2 separate regions of the Homo sapiens genome follow, and region 1 is linked to region 2. Evidence: chromatin contacts called from ENCODE Hi-C data. All regions are on one chromosome and are shown on one strand. Each heading gives the region's core, a stretch centred on a gene start or an enhancer-like site at or near the end of the contact. The rest is flanking DNA. Distances are from core to core; before and after follow the strand shown. Region 1 has its middle 37 kb from the start of IKZF1. Region 2 overlaps PKD1L1 (polycystin 1 like 1, transient receptor potential channel interacting).

The links. Hi-C counts contacts between places; a loop is a spot of excess contacts on that map. Pooled maps may share reads with other maps.
Region 1: a loop to region 2 is called in a map with no recorded cell type, with 8 times the contacts of the local background. The contact joins two enhancer-like sites. A Hi-C loop is called at or near these places in 2 of 37 single-sample maps with no recorded cell type and 2 of 50 pooled maps.

Annotation. Positions count from the first base shown.
Region 1 is chr7:50,265,641-50,268,929 of GRCh38, forward strand. No RefSeq gene overlaps it. Among named protein-coding and RNA genes, the nearest start is that of IKZF1, 37 kb to the right of the region's middle. RefSeq lists an enhancer at 1,427-1,526. Within about 2 kb of position 1,996, at least 8 of the 41 ENCODE cell types and tissues checked have a DNase peak (open chromatin) inside an H3K27ac peak, as active enhancers do.
Region 2 is chr7:47,937,683-47,941,225 of GRCh38, forward strand. PKD1L1 (polycystin 1 like 1, transient receptor potential channel interacting) reads right to left here. Exons shown (of 57, transcript NM_138295.5): 3 at 2,511-2,635. Among named protein-coding and RNA genes, the nearest start is that of PKD1L1, 9.0 kb to the right of the region's middle. RefSeq lists enhancers at 1-43, 494-663, 3,507-3,543, 3,523-3,543. Within about 2 kb of position 1,254, at least 4 of the 41 ENCODE cell types and tissues checked have a DNase peak (open chromatin) inside an H3K27ac peak, as active enhancers do.

The DNA.
Region 1 (3,289 bases), core at 746-3,245, 2.3 Mb after region 2:
GGTCACAGTGGATCTTGCTGCTTTTCAGGAAAAATCACATTCCTTGGCCCCGTGCTTTAGAAAGGTATATATGCATAGGATGCAAAATTATCAATAACATCCCTGGTTTTTTTAAAAAAATGGCCACAATAACAATTATTCCATGTGGCTGTTTCTTTCAACAATCCTTAGTGGAAAATCTAAGTCTGAAAAGCTTTGTGGCGTCGTCTTGAGAGGCAGAGAATTGGGTCCAGGTATGTACATTTCTGGAGGTCTGGCTTAGTCCTGGGATAAAGATTGGATAATCTTGATGAAAAGGCCATCACTACAGCCTAGGGTGTCCTGGGTAAGTGGCATCTCTGAAGGTGGTGGGTCTCGCCTAGCAGACAGGCACTGTACCTGCAGCCTGAGGGAGAGGCTCTTGCTCTGTTCAGAGAGGGTGTTATGTTAAGAGGGTCACAGAGCTGGGCTTGTGCTGGAGCACAGGGCAGGAGGGGTAGGGGGCAGGGCTGTACTGCCTTTACTGGTCTTCACCTCCTCCCTTCTGGTGGGCTCCACCAACTCTTCTTCCTGCCCCAAGTGTGTGGTCTGCATCACCCAACACTTGTGACTTTCCTGTCATTCTTTGCCCCTGTGCAATGCTACTTTGCTCTTGAGAGTCTCGGCTTTTTGCCGGGAAAGATCATCACAGCTCATCTTCCTGGAGAAACCAGAGACTATTGCCTCCCACCCTGACTTCCCAGTATGTCAGCTTGGATAAGTGCTTCAGAGGGGGTGAATGACACTTTACACTTTGAAATCAGGAGTGTCTGTTCTCAGGCTGACCCAGAGCCGCAAGGCCACCTGTGGCACCCCTTCTCCATGCCCAGGTGACTCTTCTGAGCTGTCTCTACCCCAGGCACTTCTGCAGTCCTGCCCCTCCACCTTCATTGCCTTGGCTTGTCCTAATTAAAATTTGTAATTTAAAAAAAAAAGAAAAATCAAAAGCTGGTAATCGCGAGCCTTCCTTGTAAAAAACACAGCTTATTTCTATCATTAGCAACCTGTGCTGCAACAGAGCCCCTGACACGTGCATTTCAGGAGCAATTAGGAATCGCTGGCTGCATTTACATAACATTAAAATCACTGTCTACATATGCAAAATAAAATGAATCTCTTCCCATTGCTCCCACAGGCACTGGCCTGAGATAGATTTCTATCTGTTTTTGCATTTTAGCCACATGGATTTATTTGATCTGCCCATTATTTGCTTTCCTGGTAACGGGAGGTTTCCCTCCACTCTAACTGCCTGGCCAGGAGCAGCAGGCTGGGCACACCCGCGCCAAACCACTCGGGAAGAGGGGGTGAGGCGGGGCCGCGGCCTATCTCATCTCCCCTCCCCAGCATGCCTTGCAGCTGCAGGAAGCCACCCACCCATATTTCAGAAACCACAGGCTCCTGTGGGTTCCGAGAGCCTCTGTCCTGGGTGTGCTTTGAAACATGCACACAGTTTAATGTCTTGTTAGTCACCTTCTTTTACATTGCTCAACTGGAACTGGGAAGGAGCACCAATTACTGTGAACCATGCATGGTTTGATCTTCAGTCTTCCCCTTCCCTCAAGAGCAGCCATTCTGGTAGCAATGCCCCACTGCTGCATGATAGAGTTCTAGCTCAGCTGGTGTGTAGAAAGGAGGAGGCTGTTTCTTGTTATGAACACCTTCCCACCACACAACAACGAGCTCTAAGCAAAACCAAGATGTTTTTAGCTGCCACCTGTCATATCAGAACCCAGGATGCTTCACTATGGAATGAGGAAGAAAAGCCCACCTAGTTGGAACCACGATTGAGAGTTGCTTCTCCCCTACTCCTGTGCCCCTGCAGTCTCTCTTTCCATCCAGAGCCCCTCTTCCCTCTCTCACCTGCCTACTCCCTTATTTTAGACTCAGCCCAGGGCCTGAAATGCACACTTTCCCCTCGAGCTTCTTCAGGACTTTCCTCTGGCTCCCGAGGCCCCTGCATTTCACTGCTGTAGCTTGTGGTCTGAGCCCCTGGGGGACAGAGCAATGTCTATCCCCCATCCCTGGAGCTCAGCAAAGAGTCTGGCTGCAGGAGGCACTCAGAAGATGCTCCTCAGCTTGAAGTCAAGAAGACTCTGGTTTGCCTAGCTGAGGCCTACCTGGTTGCAGAACAGTTAAAGAAGGAATATGCTAGATCAGAGGTAGCCAGCCAAGGCCAGCAGTAGACTCTGCAGCTGACACCTTTAGGCCTGCCTGAGGCTGCAGTGAGCACCTCAGCTGACCACATTCAGCCTTCCTGACTGCAAGACTGGAGAGGCCAGCATGCCTTTGCAGCTGCAACTCCAGAGCCAATCAATCAATTGCCCAGGGTAGGAACCCCTCCCAAGGCAGTGCCCTCCAGTTTATGAGGCCTCTGCACTCTGTGACTTCTCCATCCTCACAATGCCCTGTTACATGGGCAGTGATTAGCCACAATGCACAGATGAGGAAACTGAGGTTCAGAGAGGTTACACCACTTTTTCAAGATCACATAACTCATAAAGACCAAACATATGAACCTACAAATGTTGATAAATCCAAGTCACTGTGTTTTTGGTTGTTTTCTTTTCCCTAGCCACCCACTAAGCCTGGTGACAGGAGCAGCTTCATGGGCCTGCGAGCAGTGCAGTCTCTCAGGGTTTTACAGTTAATGCTCTGTGGTTGCAGTCTTGAAACTGTGAATAAATTTACCTTGAATTTGTGTTTTGTCCGTAAAGTCTGACGAAGCAATGGAGCATGCATTGGGGACTCGGAGACTCTGCTCATGTGGGGCTCCCTTCCAGGTGCCTCCCCCTCCCAGGGATGGGTTCTCAGCTACCTGCCCAAGCAACCCCCAGCAACCACTGCCATCTGCTGGGAGGGGACCTGAGCCTGTGCATGGGAATGGTTGGGCCTACACAGTTGTGAACAGGGCCCTGGGTACCTGTGAGTGTCTGCAATCTCCCCATGAGTATTCCTGTGTCCAAGGGATGTGACATTAAATAGCAAGTAAAAAACACCATGACAAGAGAGAGACCCAGAAAGAAGGAAGAAATGTTTTTCCTGCCATTTGAGCAAGGGACCCCCTAATTTCAGTTTGCACTGGGCCCTACAAATTATGTAGCAGCCCTGTCTGGCAGAGGTGTGCCAGGTAACCCTATGTGTCCACTACCTTGCAAGATGGATGGTGGGCAATTGGCCCTTCCAGTGCCCCATAGGGCCTAGTATCTTAGATTGTAGTTATTCTTAAGGAATAGGATGAAAGGAGGAACAGCAGCAAAATGCCACCTTCATG
Region 2 (3,543 bases), core at 4-2,503:
ACCTCTGAGGCTATGGGGTGGCCGGGCTGGCTGCTGGACTGGAAGTGAGATGGAGCCCAAGAGAGAACTCAGAGACAATGCCACTGGGCTTGCTCGGCCTGTGCACACTGAGAGCTTAGGTGGGGTGGGGGCATTGGAGGGCAGGTGAGGGGTGCTGGGAGCCCATCTTGGTCATGAGGCCTCTGTTGACCTTGCATTGACCTGTGCAGCTCTCCTTGTGACAAAATCTCAATCCTGGTGGCACCAGGAAAGCAGGGAGGTGCCCACGGCACAGGAGGAGGGGGGACACTTTTGGCCTACGGGAAGCTGGCCACCTTGTTTCCTACACAGGACGCCTGTCCAGAGACAACGCCCCACTGTGGACATGATTACAAAAAGCAGCCACCATCCCTCAGACTGAGGGCCCAGGGCCTCACTCTGGCTCTTGAGAGAGCTGTTACCAGAAGTAGTTCCAGCCAGTTAAGAAGTTAGTATAGGTTAACCAACGGCCCAGCCCCTCCCTGGGATGTGCGCTCCCTGTGCTGTGGGCCTTTTACAGATTTGTAACTACAGGACATCAGGTGCTTCATCTTTCAGGAGAACAACACAGGAAGGTGTCAAGAAGGCCAGAGTGGGAGCTGAAAGATGCCAGCTCGTGCCTGAGTGCATACGCCTGGCACCTGCCCCTCTTCTGTGACGAGAACAGGGAACCCCTCTGTGGCCTCCCAGAGCAGGACCTGGGTAGATCCTGGCAGTTTCCTGAGGATGTGAAACCCAGGGGCTGAGACAGCTGCATGTACCTACAACCCCTAAAAGGCATGGTGCTAGTGAGCAGCATGGGAGACACAGGGCTTTGCAAGACACTATCCTATAACTATGCCCAATCAGCAAACTGCCCAGCACGTCCAGGAGCTGGTGTATGGCCCTGTGTGACCTTCGCCTGAGCCCACTGGGGCTGTAGAGAGCAGAGCGGCCAGAATGCAGCTTGGAAATGGGTCTCCCAGTCAACCAAAACCAGAGAGCCCCCTGATTGCACATTTCACCAGGACCAAGCCCTTTGGGACATGATGGTCAAATCCTAAAGGCATCGATCTATGCCCAAAGCTGAGGTCCCAGGTGGCTGAACCTTGGAGTCACCTGGGTGGGGTGGGGTTGAAGCACCATCACCCTGAGCCACGCCACAGCATGTCTGTTAGAATCTTCAGAGGCAGGGCTTGTGCATGGTTTTGTTTGGTTTCTTTGACTTTTAAGCTCCCTAGGTGATTCTGCATAGCAGATCTGCACCAAGTGTTCAAGAAGCATGAGGTCTGTTTGCCCCCTTGTGTTTGGAGGTGAGGGCACTAAAAGCCTAAGGAAGTCACTGTATGTGGCTATTTACATTGTGTAATGTGAGAAACGCAGGTAATATCACCTCCCCTCTAAAACACCTCTCCCCAACCTCCTGTTCTCAGAACCATCAGACGCTCATCTTACTAAATATCCTTCCTTGGGAACCTAAAAATGCCTCCTTGAACTTTCGCTGACAAAAGTGATGGCAGAGCAGAGAAAAGCTCCCAAACACAAACACTGTGGGTTGAGATCAAATTCATTTCAATATAAACTCAGATGGATGTGCTACGGAGGGGGTGGTTTAATAACGCTGCTCTGCATGAGGAATACTGAAAAATGAACTGCAGGAGAGTCTTTGCCAAGGACAGCAGAGGTTCTGGGAGCTTCAAAGAGAACTGGCTTCTTTAAATTTGAACTAGAAACGCACAACTCTGGGCTGTCTGTGCATGTCCCTTTGGAACCAATGCTTATTCTGGGTGAAAAGCATGTCTCACTCAGAAGTTTTCACTCTTCTCTCGGACCCCACCCACAGATGTGAGAGTCACTCCTCTCACGCTTCTCCTCCATCTCCAGGGCATTGCCCAGGCCTTCAGACCCAAGCCCTGTTAGCTACTCTGATAAACAGATGCAAGGGAATTCACAAACATCCAGGTAGCCCAGTCTTAATTAATAGGGGTCTTCAACGAGCTCCCCACACTGCGCAAGTTAAGCAGGGTTTCAGTGCTTTGGCTGCTGGAAGCCTTGTCTGTGCTGGAGCCATCTCGGGGCAGCTCCCACTCCCCACCTGGGGGACAGCACCCACTCCCCACCCCGGGGATAGCCCCCACTCCCCGCTTGAGGGGCAGCCCCCACTCCCCACCTGAGGGCTACCCTCCTACTTCCCACCTGGGAGGCAGCCCCTACTCCCCACCTGCAGGGCAGCCCCCACTCCCCACCTGAGGGCTACCCCTCACTCCCCATCTGAGGGCTATCCCCTACTCCTCTGGGCTGGGCTAGCCCTGCCTGCACTTCTTATATGTGGAACTATGCTCTGGAGCTGAATTAAGGCTTTATAAGTCACACTTGCTTCATTGGCACAAACACACATGATAGGAAAACAATCCCTGATGAATTCCTGATGAAACATGGAGGTGCTTTTTAGCTGTACTGTACATGTACTGTATTCAGGAAGAAAAGCCTAATTTCCCCAGATCCAGGAATACCTTCTGCCTGGAAGCTGATGAGGATGGGCTCTGTGATTCCCGGTCTTCTGCCTTTCCATTCAGAGCACACCAAGGACAGCCACACTTCCCATCACTCATAAGAAGCACATGATTAGCATAGACCTCTAGAGAAAAAAAAAAAAGCAAACATTCTGAAGACTGCAATGTGCTGGGAAGGTGAGAACATAAAGCTGGAGAAGCCCTAAGTTATACATAAGGTCAAAGCCACCTGGGCCTAACAACGGGCTGATCATGAAGATGCGTGTCCTTGGGCTGCCGTGTCCTGCTGTGTGTGTTTTCTTTCTATTTCCTTGCTTAAACAATGTCTTAGGTGTAGCCCACACTAAGCAATATGAGGAAACGCACAACCACCAGCCACGCTGATAATGAATGCCTGTTCCAGAAACACCCAGTGGTCTGGTCATAAAATAATGAGGGTCAAAGGTCCTGCTCAGGGGTGTGTAGTAGAGGGGGCAACACCACAGTCGGAAGGAGTGGTTGGGGAGCTGTTGGACAAACAGGAAGACCATTAAAGACACTCCAAAGTTTATAAGCAGGATGTTCCCACCCAGGCAATCTGGCCCTGATGGTAGCACGGACCTGGCTGACGTTCACTCCTCCCATCTCTGAGGGCTGAAGGCCGGGCAGTGAGCGGAGCCAGTGTCCACCCGGCTGGGAGGCTGAGGGCCCTGCCACATCCCATGTCTGTGAGAGCATCTGGAATAGGATCTGCGCACAGCTGACAACTGTTGCCAGCGATGACAGGTCCTTGAGTGTTTGTGATGCCATTCTCTCTACTCATGCAGATGTTTGAAAATGTCCATAATAAAAGTTAAAAGAAAATATTTCTGCTAGACCTGGCCCTGCACAGAGCCACTCTCAGCAAGAAGCCAGGCGACTGCCTTGGGTGCAAGAGCTGCTTTCCCTGAAGCCCCCACCCCTCTCATCCCCAGGTAGGAGGGGAAGGAAGTGGGGGTGGCGGGTGAAGAGGGGACTGGAGCACCCTGCTGCTTTTCTGTCAGACCCGAGTCCC